3 separate regions of the Mus musculus genome follow, and all the other regions are linked to region 2. Evidence: chromatin loops called from intact Hi-C (ENCODE). Cell type or tissue: gastrocnemius. All regions are shown on one strand. Links, peaks and the distances in the headings refer to the core of each region. The heading gives the core; the rest is flanking DNA.

Region 1 (5,058 bases), core at 444-4,443, 71 kb before region 2:
AGGTTTTAAACTTGTACATATAGATTAGATTCAGCAGCAGCACTCTAACTCAGCTTTGTCTCTTTGGCTCTAGGCATATAGGAAACAGGCATGCTCCAAGGTCATGCCTAGGCTGTCCACGAGCACCTTTCAAATATTCAGGAATCCATCAAACGAGTCACCCAATGGCACTGGCCATCTCCACAGTTCAATGTCTTCTGCTATGGCCGTGTTGACCACAAAGGCTGCACAAGGTGGAAGGAAACGGTGACTCACAAAAGTTGTCCTCTGATCGTCCATGGGGGTTTCAATACATATGCACCAGCATTCACATAAACACACAATAATTAATATAATGATAATAATAACAATAATACATTAAAACATGAATTTAAAAATAATACATGTCTATGGCCATACCACCCTGAACATGCCTGATCTCATCTGATCTCGGAAGCTAAGCAGGGTCGGGCCTTGTTAGTACTTGGATGGGAGACCGCCTGAAAATACCAGGTTCTGTAGGCTTTTTAAAAACAAACAAACAAACAAACACAAACAAACAAACAAAAAGACACTCTCTGTATCTTTAAGGGATGACAGGTAGACTTTCTAAGCATCTAAGGATAGAAGTTCATCAATTTAGACAGGAAAAACTATATATATATGTATTTTTTTTTTTTTAGTAAACTTCAAATGTTTTGTACATTTCCAATAGATTACTTTTAGTTTTTTTTCAAGTTGAAAACTGGCATTTCCTTCATTTAGGAACATGATCAGCCAGCTACAGGGGAGGATAGTGGCAGGCAGCTCAGAGATCATTGATCACCTGTTTGCCGCATATGTCTCGAGATGTTGTTTATATTCATTCTTACTTTCCAATTGTTAGATTTTATTATTTGAAATATTAATAAAGAAGTACATATATTATTTTGAGGGGCCTAGAGAGATGGCTTAACATCTAAGAACATTTTCTGCTGTTCTTCCAGAGGACCAGAGTTCAGTTCCCAGCACCTACACTGGGAGGCTTATAACCACCTGCATCATCTCCAGGAGATGTGACACTCTTGCCTGACCTCCATGAATACTGTATGGACATGAGCACACCTCACATCACACACACACACATCATATACACCTATAACACATACATCACACACACATGACACACATGACACACACACCACACTCATATCACATATCACACACATCACAGAAATTACACACATCACACACATTGCATCACACATACATATACATCACACACATCTCACTCATATCACACATCACACACACATCAGACACATTACACACATCACACATATCACATCGCACATACACATCACACACATATCACATACATCACCTCATTCATATACATATACATCACACACACATCACATAAAATTAAAATGTTACCAAAAATAAATCTTTAAAAATAAATAAAAATATTTTCAGGATTATGTTTCAGTATATGCTTTCCCTTGCATTCCTACGCACTTCATTAGTTTTCAAACGTCTTTTCCCCAATAAGGTGTCAACACAAAACACAGCTCTCACTTCAAAAGTGGTAAGAGGTAGTTTGTTCTGGAGGGAAGCAGGAGTGAGCGTCGCTGGAGGACTCAGTCAGGTCTCCACAAATTCCACATTCCAGCGAGGCAGCATTTTCAGGAGTTGATTGTAGTAACAGAACAAAGAAAGTCATGAATCAAGACACTTTTCAAGCCGGGCGTGGTGGCGCACGCCTTTAATCCCAGCACTTGGGAGGCAGAGGCAGGCGGATTTCTGAGTTCGAGGCCAGCCTGGTCTACAGAGCGAGTTCCAGGACAGCCAGGACTACACAGAGAAACCCTGTCTCAAAAAAACAACAACAACAAAAACAAAACAAAACAAACAAACAAACAAACAAAAAAGACACTTTTCAGATGCAGGTGGGCTTGGTGGAGCACACCAGGTAAGCGGGTTATATCTGAATGGGGAGAGCTCTGCTACAAGCCTTGGATGCTGTGAGATGGCACTGTTAGCCCAGCCTATTGATTGGTAGAAATTAGGGTTTTGTTAGGTTGATACATTCCAAAGGGGTTTTATTTGTCACAAGGTGTTGGGTTAGATACAGAGGTGAGCAAACTATGACTATGTAGTAGGCTAATGATGGCCCAGGATACATTGTAATTAGGCTCTGGATCTGCAACATTCCAACCCCTCCAGGTCACTGGTGTTCTAATCTACTGATCAGCTGATCAGCCCTTGCAAAAACCAGCTTTTCTCCAGGAATTCTCATGTATGAAGGGGTCTCTAGACTTTCCAGGCTGCTCCGGGAGTCTGTAGTGCTGAGTTTAAGGAGCCTTTTCTTAGATTGTTAAGGAATTATAAGGAATGTCCCCGAATACTTCTCACCGTTGTAATCCTATGATTACAACGTTTAAGTTAAGAGTCTTACCCTCTTGAGCCCTAAATGGATGTCTTCACCAAACCTCTCCCCTCGGGGTCAGGGATCTGTGTGGAAGAGGAGGCAGAAAGATGGCAAGGGCCAGAGGTGGTCACTGACGCCAAGAAACAGTGTCTTCCAAACACAACAGACAGAGGCACACATGAACTCCCTGTGGCAGCAGAAGATCCAGCAGGGTCTTCGCAGGTTCAAGGCAGATGGGGGTCCCAGTACTTAGAGAGAGAGAGGAGTGTCCATGGCCTCCCTCCTACCCCTAACTAAGAAGCTATTTACAACTGATAGCTGCTGACAAAGGAAAATTTAGTGTTCCCAAATGGAGTCTTTCTGGGTATACTAACCACAGGAGGGACAGCCCCACTCCAGCAGGAGAGGGCCAACACTAATCAAACTCAGCAGCATTTTTGTAGACTTTTTGTCTCATTTTGTTTTGTTTGGGCTTTTTGGTCTTATTGGTCTTTTGCTTGATTATTTTGTTTTCCATTTTTGTGAGTTTTTTTTTTTTTTTTTTTTTTTGGTTTGGTACATGTGTTTATAAAGTGTTTTTTTGGTACACGTGAATATAGAGTTAGGCGGATGGATGTTGGGGTCAAAGAGTCACCCCACAGACCCACAAACCAATCTCAGTCAGACAGGGATGGTTTATTGAACACTCACCCTAAGACTGATTGATCAGGGCTGTAGTTCAGAATTCACGGCTGAGGCTCTGACCCCTGACCATCTTTCTCTGTCAGTTTATAAAGGCTAAACCTGCAAAAAAAACACAGTGAGCTCATAGGCAGGTACAGGAAGTGCTGCCTGCCTGGTGGTCAGCCCTGAGTCAAGCCCTTTTTGACATCAGAGTTCATACTGACCTTTAATTTGATGGGTCCTATGTAAAGCTCCATGGAATTTCTTAAGATTGACGAACCTCATACAGAAGATAGCAGGGTATGTGGTCAGCATGACCCTGCTCGGAGTCAGGGTATTTTTCTGTGTCAATGACTGACAGGTATGTTACAGCAGCAATATTAAATAGCTGGCAGGCATGAACAAAATGGCTACAGCTATGCTGGGGGAGGGGAGCACCGGCCCTCATCAGTAGGGAAATGGGGAGGACCTGGGAAGAATTGCAGGAGAGTAAAATCATAATCAACATGTATTGTATAAATTTTTTCAATTAAAAGAATAAAAGAAAAAAGATCAATTTGAAAAAGAGGGGATGGGGGTACATAAGAGGGTCTGAAAGGAGGAAACGGAGGGGAAGATAATGTAATTATATTATAATTCACCAAAGATGAAAAAAGGACTCAGGTGACCAGGAGAACGGTGCTTTCTAGGACCCATCCATTTGCATAGATTTTCACTGGCTTCTGAGTCGCCATGTTGGAGTTGTATCCTCTAAAAAGAGGTTGCAGCTTTACCTGCTGGCTGCTGAGGTTGTGACATTTCTGGAAACAGGATCCTGCAGATGTAGCCAAGTTTCGATGACGCCATACTAGAGTAGATGAATCCTGCAGCCGTGGTCTTTATAAGCGTAACCAAGCAGATCCAGTAACGGCTGTCCTGTGAGAGGTAGAGAAAAGACACACGGACCATCGGAGGCAGACATTGAAACTAGCACGTGACATCAGAGGCAGACATTGAGATGATGCAGATAACAATCAAGGGGCATAAAGTGTTCCTGCTCATGGCTTAAAGCTAAAGAGAGGCAAGGAAGGAGTCAGATTGGCCAGAGAAAGAGGGAAAGAGGAAGCTGATGCGAGGATCTCAGACTTCCGGTCTCCAGAATTGGGAGAAGAAACTTCAGTTGTCTTAAGTCATGAAGATTTTAGTACCAGCCTGGAGCTGCAGCGACAGGGTAGAACACCTATTGAGCATGCAGACAGTCCTGGGCTTACCCTCAGGGTTCAACAAAACCAAGAAAGATTGTAGGGGCGGGCAAGAGATATAGATGAGTGCTCAGCAGTTAGGAGCACTGACTGCTCTTCCAGAGGTACTGGGTTCAATTTCCAGCAACCACATGGTGACTCACAACCATCTGTACTGGGGTCCGATGCCCTCTTCTACGGTGTGTCTGAAGACAGCTACAGTGTGCTCATATAAATAAAAATAAATAAACCTTAAAAAAAAAAAAGATTGTCGGGGCTAGTGAGATGGCTCAGCAGGTAAAGGCGCTTGCCTCCAAGCCTGCCAATCTAAGTTTGATCCCCAGGACCTAATGTCCTCTGATCTCCACGAGTGTGTTGTGGCATGTGTGGTGCGCGCACACACTCACACACCCACAGCACACACACAGAGAATAAATAAATCAATGAAAAACATTTTTTTTAAAAAAAAATGTAGCAGTCTATTTCTATAGCTGTTGAGAACGAATCCAGTGTGTATCAGCTTCTCTAGTTACAGGGGGTCAGATCCCAGCTGACATCATGGACCGGATCGGGTGACTCTGTGAGCCTCATTTCTAGTAGGGCTTGACCAAGGGCCAGAATCTGGTCTGAGATGAGCATTGATTATTACACACCATCTGGTTGTGGGGAAGGAAGGAAATATATAACTTCCACCCACGTCCAACTGGTGAATCCTAGAAGACACCAAAAACAGCTGCACAATTGTTGGGCCCTGAGATCAGTTCAGCTCAGGGAAAACCGAGTGGC
Region 2 (5,938 bases), core at 1,006-5,005:
GAACCCTGGGGTGGTAGGGGTTGACTCCAGAGCCTCCCACATCCTGGGCTAGTATCCTTCCAGTGAGCTGTGTCCTTAGCCCTCTTCCTATTTAAAAAAAAAAAAAAATTGAGCTAAGATCAAAGTTGCCCAAGCTGACCTTGAACTCACTCTGTAACCTAGGCTGCCCCTTCCCCCTCCCCCCTCAGCCTCCCTCCTGGGAATTCCAGTCTGTACCACCTGGCTGGGCTCAGCAATTATTTATCATCATAGTTATTGTTTTCTTTAAATGTCACATGGCTCCAGGTCAACTGTGGTTTAATTTTAAACAGACTTATGATCATTTAGCTCATGCTACAGAAGGTGTGTTCGTAGAGTGGTGGTGCGGTACATAAGAACCAACCAAGGCGAAGTACCTGGACATGCTTACTGCGCATGTTCTATCTGCTAACGTCTCATTGGCCAGAGCTAATCACATGACCATGCCCAGTCCTAATGAAGGGTGAGGACTCTTCCACCCGCAGAAAGCTGAGGAGGGGCGTGGGTATGGGATGTGAACAGTAATGCAAGGGGTCACAGCCTTTCATTCTTGTGTGATTCTGGGTTTGGTCCCAGGAAACAGTGTTTGATGGAAAATGAATCACTTCGGTATCAGATCTGGCATCAAATCCTAGTTTTGCCACAAATTATGATATGATAGCATATTACCAAGACTTTATGCTTTTTCATTTATAGAATGGGAATAATACCATCTGCTTATATGAGTATTGAGGGCTTCAGTCCACATGACACACAGAGAAATATTCAGGACAAACCAGCTTTCGATGAATATCAACTGCCCTTTTTCTTTTTTAGAATTCCAGATGCATTTCCTGAAGACACTGGCTCTAGATGGTGAAATAATCTGGAAGAACATGGCAGCCTCTATCATAATGACCAATTTAAAGAGTCACTACATAGTCAGGGCTGGGAATTAGAATTGGGAACAGAGAACTGGATGTGGAAGGATCAAGTGTCCTGGTGGGAGACAAGTCCCGTTGTTGGGAGCATCCTAGGGCAACCATGGAGGGTGTTAATCCCTGCTGTGGCAAAAGGAGCCCATGTCCCTCTTCTCCTGGAAGTGGGATTTTTACTTAGTGTTGAGTCGGGTAGTGCACTGGGCCCTCTGTGTGAGTAATTTCTTCCTTTGTAAGCTCAGCCAGAGCTCAAAACGCTGCTCATATGTTTGTAAAGTTGGACATGCTAGCGTTCACTTCTTGGAAGGCCCCCGTAGAGCTGGCGGTGAGGTCTGTACTTGTTTAGAAGCTGCAGCTGCTGGTATGGCCAGGGATACCATCTTTATGGCTACCCATTGGGTTCTCAAAGCTGGTGGGTCCAAGGTAGAGGTTTGGGAACTCTTCGGGAAGACTTATCATATTAGTGTCTGAAGCAAGCTCTATTTCTGTTTTAGCTTCTATTCTTGCTTTATCATTAAAAAAAAAATCTGAAATAATGACTATAGATGTATAAAGTTAGATCAGAGTAAAAGTTGGCGTCTGTCATCATCCATCATGAAAATGTAATAATTTTGACATTGAAGCTGCTTAGTTCAGGCACGGAACTGGTCGTCAGAGCTGACAGCGTAATGCTTCAGGTGGTTTGAGATCCCAGGCTCTTCAGGTTTGTAAATTCAAGCAGCCAGGGCTAGCCTGATCACGTGGGCTGCAAGCCATGCTCAGTGCTGCGTGATCCCGCTTCATCAAGCCAGAGCATCTCACTGGACCAAACCACTGCAGCTTGCGTTTAAAACTTTCATCTGATATGATACATACCACCCAAAGTCCCAACGGCTTAGAGCCTCTCCTTGTCCAATGGAGTGAAAAGGGGCAACAAGGCTTGTCTTTTATTTCTGGGCTCCTCTCATTAGGCAGCTGTCAGCAATCAGCCCTGAAGTAGCTCTTCCCGCTGAGCCTGTTCTGTGCGCTGACACACTCAACATAGCTGAGTCATCTTAGTTACCGGTCCAGTTTACAGAGGAGGAGAAAAAACGATAGATAGGTTCTGCTGTGACCATCACTAGACCTTGCTTGCCAGATAGACGGAAGAGATTATGTAAGGAGCACATTAAGAGGAAAGGGCCATAGCACAAGGCTGTAGTAAAAGGCCACGACGCTTTGCAGGGTACATTTTGTTTGTATCTGGTACTTTGAGTGAATTGGAACTTAAAAAAAAAAATCTGCTCTGGGGCCAGGAAGACCACTCAGCAGGTGGAGGTGCTTGCTGCCAAGTCTGAGGGCCTGGGTTCAAGTCCTAGGACATACGTGGTGGAAGTTGCCCTCTGACCTTCATGCACATATGTATGCTTACACGCACATATAATAAACAAAATGCAAAAGCCTTTTTAAAAAGAAGCACAAGAGCTGTAAAAAAAAAACTGGTAGTCTATTTTTGAAATTTTCTTTTTTTGTTTGTTTTGGCAGAGGGGGAGAAAGCGTGAGCTAAGACTACGGGTTTTAAAACTACATTTTATTTACTTGAACATCATCAGGTTGCTATGTTTAAAGGAGCAGTCCTGCTCTTGGCAGACACACGTGATCTTTAATTAGACTCTGAGTCTCGTGGCCCATCACTCAGGCCTGGCACCATGCCTCTCTGTTTCCATTCTCCAGTTTAATTTAGAAGTGCCGGGTGGTGCCTTTCGGTAGCTGTTTCTGTCGGCAGCAAGAGGCTCTCTCAGAATTACCTTTTCTCTGCCTGAAATTGAGCTTAATTCAGTGAATGTGGCCGAACAGTCCTTCTGAGCTGTTGCCACGTGATGGTTTAACAGGCGGAGGTCTGTATGACCTCCCCTCCCCCCCAGACTCCACCCCTCTTGCCTGATTGGCACCTTGAATTTCTTGTCATCGCTTAAGGCGGGCCCCTGGTTAGTAAGGATTTATTAAGCATCTGCTGTAGGATTTAAAATCTCACTGGGGTGAAGCTGAAGAAATCAAAAGAAATGGACAACAAGACTCTGAACCCAGGGGCACCAGACTCTCCGAGCGTCCATGTCTGCTTCTGCTCTGATTTATGTTGCTCCTTTCTCCATTCCCCCAAGAGTCAAAGTAACATAAGAACTCCCCACCCCTACCTCCCTCTCATCCACCGTTAGTTCACACCTTTGAAGATCTCATGGACGCTCAGGCTTTGCACCCTCACAAAGAGTGAGCCCCTATGGTTAGGGACACCCCACCCCTACTCCCGTATTCCTGTCTCCATCTTAGGCTCCAGCCCTGGACTCCTTGTTTAGTTCGAGGTTCTTAGCTGCAGTGTGGCCTGTTCACCTGATACCAGACAGGGGTAAGATCAGTTCTGGGCTTAGCTCAGCCATTGCAATCAACCTCTGATCTAACCGAGTAGGTCCAAGCATCCTGTAGGCATAGCTTAACAACACACAAGATGTGGAGAAATTCATCAAAAGTCTTAAAATTTAAACCGAGTTGCCTGGGGAAAGAGAGCTAGTGTGAATTCTGATTATATTTGAATAAGCTTGCTATGATTTCAAAGCTGAGAGAGGCCTCTAGATATGTAAAAGTTGAGAGCTTTGCTGGGCTCCAGGATATTCAGGGATAGAAAAAGGGAATTCTCAAAAAGTCTATTTTAAAACAGTCTATTTGGAGGTATTAGCCAATTATCAAGGGTGCTTTAGTTATAAAAAAAATCGATAAACAAAATTCCATCCTTAAGGCTATCATAGTTATCTTAGCCAGTTTGCTATTGCTATAGTGGAATACCTGAGGCTGGGTACTTTTAAAAACTAGTGAAGACAGCAATAACAGCAGTGACAAATCCAGAAGAGCTACTTAGCTCACACCTTTGAAGATTGAAAGCTCAGACAGGGTGAGCCTGACTCGAGGGAAGGCCCCTTCACTACATCTCATCATGGCAGGAATACGTTTACTCTTCCTGTTTTCCATGCGCTCAGGTCTCCGCCGTCAGCTCACCAGTACCGCCAGAGAGCCCGGGGAACATGATTATCAGCAAGGGGTGTTCCTCCCCAGAATAGGAATGGTTAATTCAGGTTTACTAAATGTCTTAGTTCGGGTTTTACTGCTGTGAACAGACACCATGACCAAGGCAAGTCTTGTAAGGACAATATTTAATTAGGGCTGGCTTACAGGTTCAGAGGTTCAGTCCAATATCAAGGTGAGAGCATGGCAGCGTCCAGGCAGACATGAGAGTTCCACCTCTTGTCCTGAAGGCAGCTAGGAGAAGACTGGCTTGCAGGTAGCTAGGATGAGGGTCTTAAAACCCACACCCACAGTGACACACCTACAAGGCCACACCTCTCAACAGTGCCATTCCCTGGATCATCAAAGTAAGTGAATGGGGGACAGTGAGAAGACATCCCCTTTGCATTTTACAGTGTTCTGTTTACAAGAAGAGTAGGGGACCAGTAGACAGTCACACACCTCACTTAGAACCCAAACTGCCCATCCTGTATATGTAGAATTCCTCCTGAGAGAAGAGAAATGCCCATTATGAAACAGACACACTCCCTGCCCTCAAGAAAGTGTAGATTCTCTCCCAAAATGTTGGGATGACTCTCTGTTTGTTTTAAATTAGCTAATGCGTGATTTCTATAGCGTGAGACTGAATGAAGCTGCACAGTGCCTCAGTTATTAGGGCCTCAAATCCAGATCCAGCCAGCACTATATTTTAACATGCATCACACCACTAAGAATGCTTTCATTAAAGTTAGACTACTGATTATTACCACTTTCTACCCTATATGGATACAATGTGGCCCCTTTTTATCAGACCTAAACAGTAACTTTAGGTCTCTGAGAGATTTTCTTTCTCTCTCTCTCTCTCTCTCTTTCTTTCTTTCTTTGTAAACTATTTTATTGATTCTTTGAGAATTTCATCCAGTGTGTTTTAAACATGTTCACCCCAGCTTCTCCCAGGTCCACCTCCACCTCACCAATGCTACAATTTTGTATCACCTTAAAAAAAAAGGTGATACAAGTCCAATTTGTGTGGCCTGTATAGAGTCAATCACAGGAGTTCAACCGATCTACCAGCAGCCACACCTTTGAACTGCAAACTGAATCTCCCTACCCTAGAGGCCATCACCTGTCCTTAGTACTTCAGTAAGGGGTGGGGTTTTATACGCCCCTCCCCCTTCAGGATGGGATACCAGCTTGATTGCTTGATCGCTCCATGTACCAGTGATTGGCGTGCATGCTCTCTTCAGCAATAGGGCTTTGCCATCAAGTTCTAATGGGCAATGAAGAGCAACAGCAAGCTCCTGTATTATGTTCAGGGGTTTCTGGCCAACAACTAGAGGGAGGTAATCCATACCCAGCACTGAGCTTTTTATGTTGCAACCTATAGCTTTTGGGAGGAGCAAAATCTTCTTTGTAGAGTAATTCCAATTAAATTCTTCTATATGGAATGAGTGTGTGTGTGTGTCTTGTAATTCAGTAAGTCTCCAATGTGGTTTTTCCTAACATCCTTGGTGTTCATTTTCCTTCCCCCAATCCACTCCTCTGCCCCCCCTCCCATCCCACCCACTGGAACCCCCTCTCATTATTCCCCCTTGGTCTCTTGGAAACTTTATACTTTTATCACAGTTTATAATTTTAAAAGTGTATTAGTTTCTGAAAAGAAAACTATTTGCTCACCTTTCCTGGTGTATAGAACACCTTTTCATGGTTATAATGAGGTCTTTTTTCACATCTTCATGGCCAAACAAGAGTTTAGGGTTCAAGCCACAGTAAACTTGCCACTCTGCTGGGCCAGACCTTCATTTAGGAGCCCTGAGGATGGAAAAGGCCACATAGGGACTGGGCTGGGGTTTGAGGGTGACCAGGAGTGCTTTAGTTTACCAGCATCTTCCCGGGATGCATTAAGTGTCCCTTAGACTGTGCCATGCTTGCCTGCTCTCTTTGTTTTCCCCTTCCTGACCTGACACATAGCTTTTTACATACTCGGGACA
Region 3 (5,058 bases), core at 444-4,443, 66 kb before region 2:
ATAAATCAGATTACACTTAAAAATCAAAATTAAGAAAAAAAATCAGTTGACCTGGCAGGCAGAAGTATACATAGCTCTTTTTGTTTTTCCCCTTGAGACAGTGTCTCACTATGTTGTCCTGGAACTGGCTATAGATCAGGGTAGCCTTGGATTCACAGAGATGGACTTGCCTCTGGCTCCCACTTGATGGGATTAAAGGCAGATGCCACCACCCACACTCCTGGTTTAGGAAGGGGTGGTGGAGGATCCTGAATTCATGAGGACGAGACTGTTCAGCTCCTTGGGTTTACAGCCCACCACAGGCACATGACTCTCACTCTTAAGTTCTAATTTCTCCCATGCTTGGATCTGTGTCTCAATTTCTAGAATCTAGGGAGTCCTCTTGCCACTGAGTGCTGAGCCCTCTGTTCTTATCTTATGTGTATCTGAAAGCATTCCCTGCTCTCAACAGACTTCTATAAAGTTCTTTTTTTCCCCCCTTCCCTTTTCCCTCTTGCTCTGGCCCCGCTCTCTCAGGCCCCCTTATATAAAGTTCTTATAACACAATACAGCATTCTGAGAAACTACGCAATTGTCACTGTGGAGATGACTCAGGGGTTCAAATGCTTGCTGGGCTTGCATGAGGACCAAAGTTTGGTTCTGATTACAACAGTGAGAAGTATTCGGGGACATTCCTTATGTAGGTTCTCCAGAACCTACATAAAGATCCAGACAGGCCTTGTAGCCTGCCTGTGATCTCAGCAGCAAGGAGATGGGGATGGATCCCTGGGGCAATCTGGCCGGTTGGACTAGCCAAATCAGCAGTCGCTGGGCCACAGAGATAAATAAAGTGGAGAACAATTGAAGAAGATACCAGATATCACCCTTTGGCCTCCATACGCCTGTAGGCAATCGTGCCTGTGTGAGCGTGTGCGCGCGCACACGCACGCGCGCGCACACACACACACACACACATGCATAGACATATGCAGAACACATGACACATACATACAAAGCAAAACAATTCAAGGGAGCCAAGCCCAACACTACCCAGTCTTTCAGTAGTTCCTTGTTCCTTAAAATTTTATTTTCATGTAATCTAATCTTCAAATGTCAGGAAAAAACGCTTTTCAACTGTCTCCTTGATTCTAGATAGTCTTTGATGTCTCATAAAATAAAAATATATTTAGTCCTTCCCTGAAATCAAGTTTCTAACTGAAAAAACAAAAAACAAAAAACAAACAAACAAACAAACAAAAAAACCCTGTTGCTCCACATTTCCCCTAACGAGGGGCTGGAGAGATGGCTCAGCAGTTAAGAGCATTGGCTGCTCTGCCAGAGGACCTGGCTGAGCTCAGCACTCTCAGAGCCATCTGTAACTCTAGTTTCAGGGGATCTGATGACTCTTCTGACCTTTGAGTGCTTCTGTACACATGTGATACGCACACAGACACTCAGGGATACACACATACATGTAAAATAACACAGATATTTAAAAGGCACGCAATGAGAAGATCTACTAGTGATAGAAGTGACTGGATTGTGCTGACATTGCATTCCTGGGCTAACCTCCACAGGGTCATGATGTACCACTCTTTGTCAAAGATTCTTTTTTGCTGGATTTAGGTTATTAGAATTTTATTGAAGATTTCTGGATATAGAATGGTTTAAACATCAAGGTAATGGTGTGTGTGTGTGTGTGTAATCTGTGAGTGTGTGATATGTATATGTGTGTGTGTCTGTTCTGAGTGTGTATGTGTGTGTATACATGTGTGTGTGATCTGTGTGTGTGTCTGATTTCAGTGTGTGTATCTGATCTGGGTCTGAGTGTATGTGTGTGTCTGATCTGAGTGTGTATGTATATGTATATATATATGTGTGTGTGTCTGATCTGAGTATGTGTGTCTGATCTGTGTGTGAGTGCATGTGTGTATCTGATTTGTGTGTGTGATGTGTGTATGTGTGTCTCCTGTAAGGGCAGCAAGAGCTTGTAGTCTCTGAGCTGTCAGTCTAGACTGCACATCGTCTTTAAGAAGCATATGGTCTTCTTCACAAGCGCTCATTGTTCTACATGTATGTGGATCGGTATTCCATGTTAGCTCACATGTGTCCACTTAAGGAAATCTACATTTCCTGCAAAGTGGAACTACAAGTTGGATGTGACAAACTCTCTTATATTTTATTTTGTTACCTGAAAATATCTTTTATTTTGCCTTTGTTTTCACAAAAACAAACTCTCTATCTCTATATGTATGTGTTTGCATGTGTATGTGTATAAGAGTATTTTTCTTGGATATAAGCATTAGTATGCTGATTGACATCTCTTTTCTTTCAACATTTCCAGCCTCCCTGCCTCCCATCTCTCTGGTGAAAAGGCAGCTGCTGGTCTTCTTGCAGATCTTTCCTCTGGGATAAGTTAGTTGTCTCCGCTGCTTTGAAGACTTTTCTTTTGTCTTTGTCTTTCAATATTTTTTATTATGATGAATCTGGCTGTGTGTTTTATTTGTGGTGCATCCACGTATATACATGTGTGTGCACGCGCGGGTATTATCTTTAATGTGTGCATGCATGGGTATCTGTGCATGCATGTGTGTTCATGAATGTGTCTGTGGCTGTCTTTTATTGGACATTCACAGAGGTCCATTTAGTCCTAGAAAGGGAAGGGAAATTCTATCAAGTCAGTGACATCATTTTTGGCCTTGCTCAATGAGGAGGAATTTCCCTGGTGGAGAATAAGAGGAACTTGAGGCAGAGAATAAGGCTCCCAGGAAGACCGCGTGTTCACACATAATTTCTCTTGTAGGTCAAATAAGCTGGGAGTCAAATAATGCATATTTTGTGGTTGGTTTAGTAGGGAGAACAATGAAGGTCATGTTCCTTCTTTCAGGAAGTTGAGTTTCTATCTGAAAACACAAAATTAGAACAGCAATGAGCCTGCAATGCAGTAAAATGTCACCAAAGCCCGAGAGTCAGAGTGTAGGTGCTACAGGGATGCTCAGTGGCCTGGAGTACATGGAGCGGTAAGGAACACCTCACCCAGAGGGCAGGCAGATGGAGCCTCCAGGGAACAGAAACAAACCTCCAGCTGTTTGCATCACAAACACTGGTCAAGGAGATAACAGGATGGAAGTCAAAACTTATGGTGGAGGCACACATGTAGAATCCTTGTTGTGGGCATTATAGTAATGGGGCCAGTTACAAGCTCTGGGGTCAATCTATTTCACTTATAAATCAATCAGTCATCAATCAATCAATCAGTCAGTGAATTTCCTTTATCCTCTTTCTCTCCACAGGAGAGAGGTAAGAGCACAGATGTGTGTATAGCAGATAAGATCCAGTAGCTGATAGGCTGCTTCGTCAGTTGTACCCCGCCTCTCCCCAAGGCTCTACTTACAACATCACGTTCCCAGACGCAGCGGCCACGTGCCTTGGGAACTTACCTGTTTCTTGTCTGAGTGGCTTAGACAGGAATAAGTAGAGATTCCTGGCACAAAAGAGTTAGACTCAACCAAGGATGACAAATATAACTTTATATATAACAGCTAATACTGTTAAAATATTACAACTTAAGTTTAGGTTCGGTTGAACTTTACATTGGCCTCACATTCAGAGGAAACCAATGTTTAGTTAATAATTCTTCTTTCTGCCTGTGTTCCTCAACACTGTTTTCCTGTCCCTGGAGGCAACTAACACTGCAGTCTCTTGAGTTTCTTCCCAGAAATAGCTGTGTGCAGACAAGAAATTACACATACATTCTTATCTTTAAAATTTTTTTGCCTAAAATGTCTTATTGTTTGAGAACTTTATACACTTTATATATTTGTAATATGCTTTAATCCAATACCTCCCCTCCAATTACTCCCCTATTCTACAATGCCCCCCACCACTTCATGTGCTTTGTACTCATTGAGTCTACTTTTCCATGCCTTTATGGGCATGTGTTTAGGACCATCTACTGGAGCACACATCCCTCTGAGAACACATCCCTTAATCTGCCAGCAGCCATCAGTTGTTGATAGCGCCTAAGCTAGGGGTGGGGCTTCATCTGCCCATCCTCTATCCTTGCTGGGATTTTGGTTGACTTATCTTGCACAGATCTTGAGCATGTAGTTATGGCTGCTGTGAGTTTAGGTGTGCACAGCTCTGTCATGCCCAGAACACACAGTTTTGCCACAGGTGTCTACAACCTCTGTCTCTTACAATCTTTTCACCTTTCCTACTACAACAATCCCTGAGCTTTGGGTGTGTGACGTCTCATTTAGAGCTGAATACTTTACTGTCTCTTGTTCTCCAAACATCAACCAGTTGTGCGTTTCTGTATTAATCTCCATCTACTGCAAGAAGAAACTTCTCTGAAAAGAGTTGAAAGATGCCCTATGCTATGGGTACAAGGACAGAGGGGACAGATAATTTCTACATCCATTTAGGACAGGAATCATATTAGGTTCTCACTAATCTAGCAGCTGTGGTGGTCAGTGTTTATGTCAGCTTGACAGAAGGCAGCAAGATCTTCTGGGAAGAAGAAATTTTAAGAGAGAAAGGACCTCCATCAAATTAGTCTGCACCCAAGTCTGTAAGGCCTTTTCTTAATCGGTAATTGATGTGGGATAGCACATCTGTCATCCCCTAGGTGAATGGTCCAGCTATGTATGAGAAAACAAACCAAGCAAGCCAGCAGAAGCAAGCCAGGAATCAGTATTCATCCTCCACGGCCTCTGCATCAGTTCTTACAGACAGGTTCCTAGCCTGAGTTCCTGCCCTGACTTCCATCAATGATCAACTGTGGTGTGGAAGTGTGAGAGAAATAAACCCTTTCCTTCCTGTCTCATTAAAGCAACAGAAACCCTAAGACAGCAGCCATTGGTTTGGAGCCCAGTTGATGGTACTAGGTATGAGTTCCATTTTGTAGAGAATCCTCTAAATCCACTCAGAGAGTAGTTCATTGCTCAACAACATTCATGACACGATTGCAACAGTATTTCCATTTCAGTGTGTGTGTAATATGGATATATATATATCTGTTTTAGCTATATCTGCAGTGAAAGTGCAACTTTTCAGTGAAATTAACCATGGGTTGAG

The links. Hi-C counts contacts between places; a loop is a spot of excess contacts. Peaks named below come from ENCODE experiments on the same cell type or tissue, not always from the same donor. Only the 100,000 strongest peaks of a DNase experiment are listed, where the experiment ranks them.
Region 1: a loop joins it to region 2, with 2.9 times the contacts of the local background. A loop is called at or near these places in 2 of 42 quality-filtered maps.
Region 3: it touches region 2 in a loop (2.3-fold over the local background); 2 of 42 quality-filtered maps call a loop at or near these places.

Annotation. Positions count from the first base shown.
Region 1 is chr1:37,005,054-37,010,111 of GRCm38, forward strand. It overlaps the pseudogene n-R5s210. Among named protein-coding and RNA genes, the nearest start is that of Vwa3b, 22 kb to the right of the region's middle. In gastrocnemius, for the core only: no CTCF peak of the experiment used is centred there; no DNase peak of the experiment used is centred there; H3K27ac peaks cover 1,831 bases.
Region 2 is chr1:37,075,533-37,081,470 of GRCm38, forward strand. All of the region lies in intron 7 of Vwa3b (von Willebrand factor A domain containing 3B), which reads left to right. Among named protein-coding and RNA genes, the nearest start is that of Gm39626, 32 kb to the left of the region's middle. In gastrocnemius, for the core only: no CTCF peak of the experiment used is centred there; a DNase peak (open chromatin) is centred at 2,612; H3K4me3 peaks cover 765 bases; H3K27ac peaks cover 3,481 bases.
Region 3 is chr1:37,010,477-37,015,534 of GRCm38, forward strand. No RefSeq gene overlaps it. Among named protein-coding and RNA genes, the nearest start is that of Vwa3b, 16 kb to the right of the region's middle. In gastrocnemius, for the core only: a CTCF peak has its summit at 2,718; no DNase peak of the experiment used is centred there; H3K4me3 peaks cover 810 bases; H3K27ac peaks cover 2,844 bases.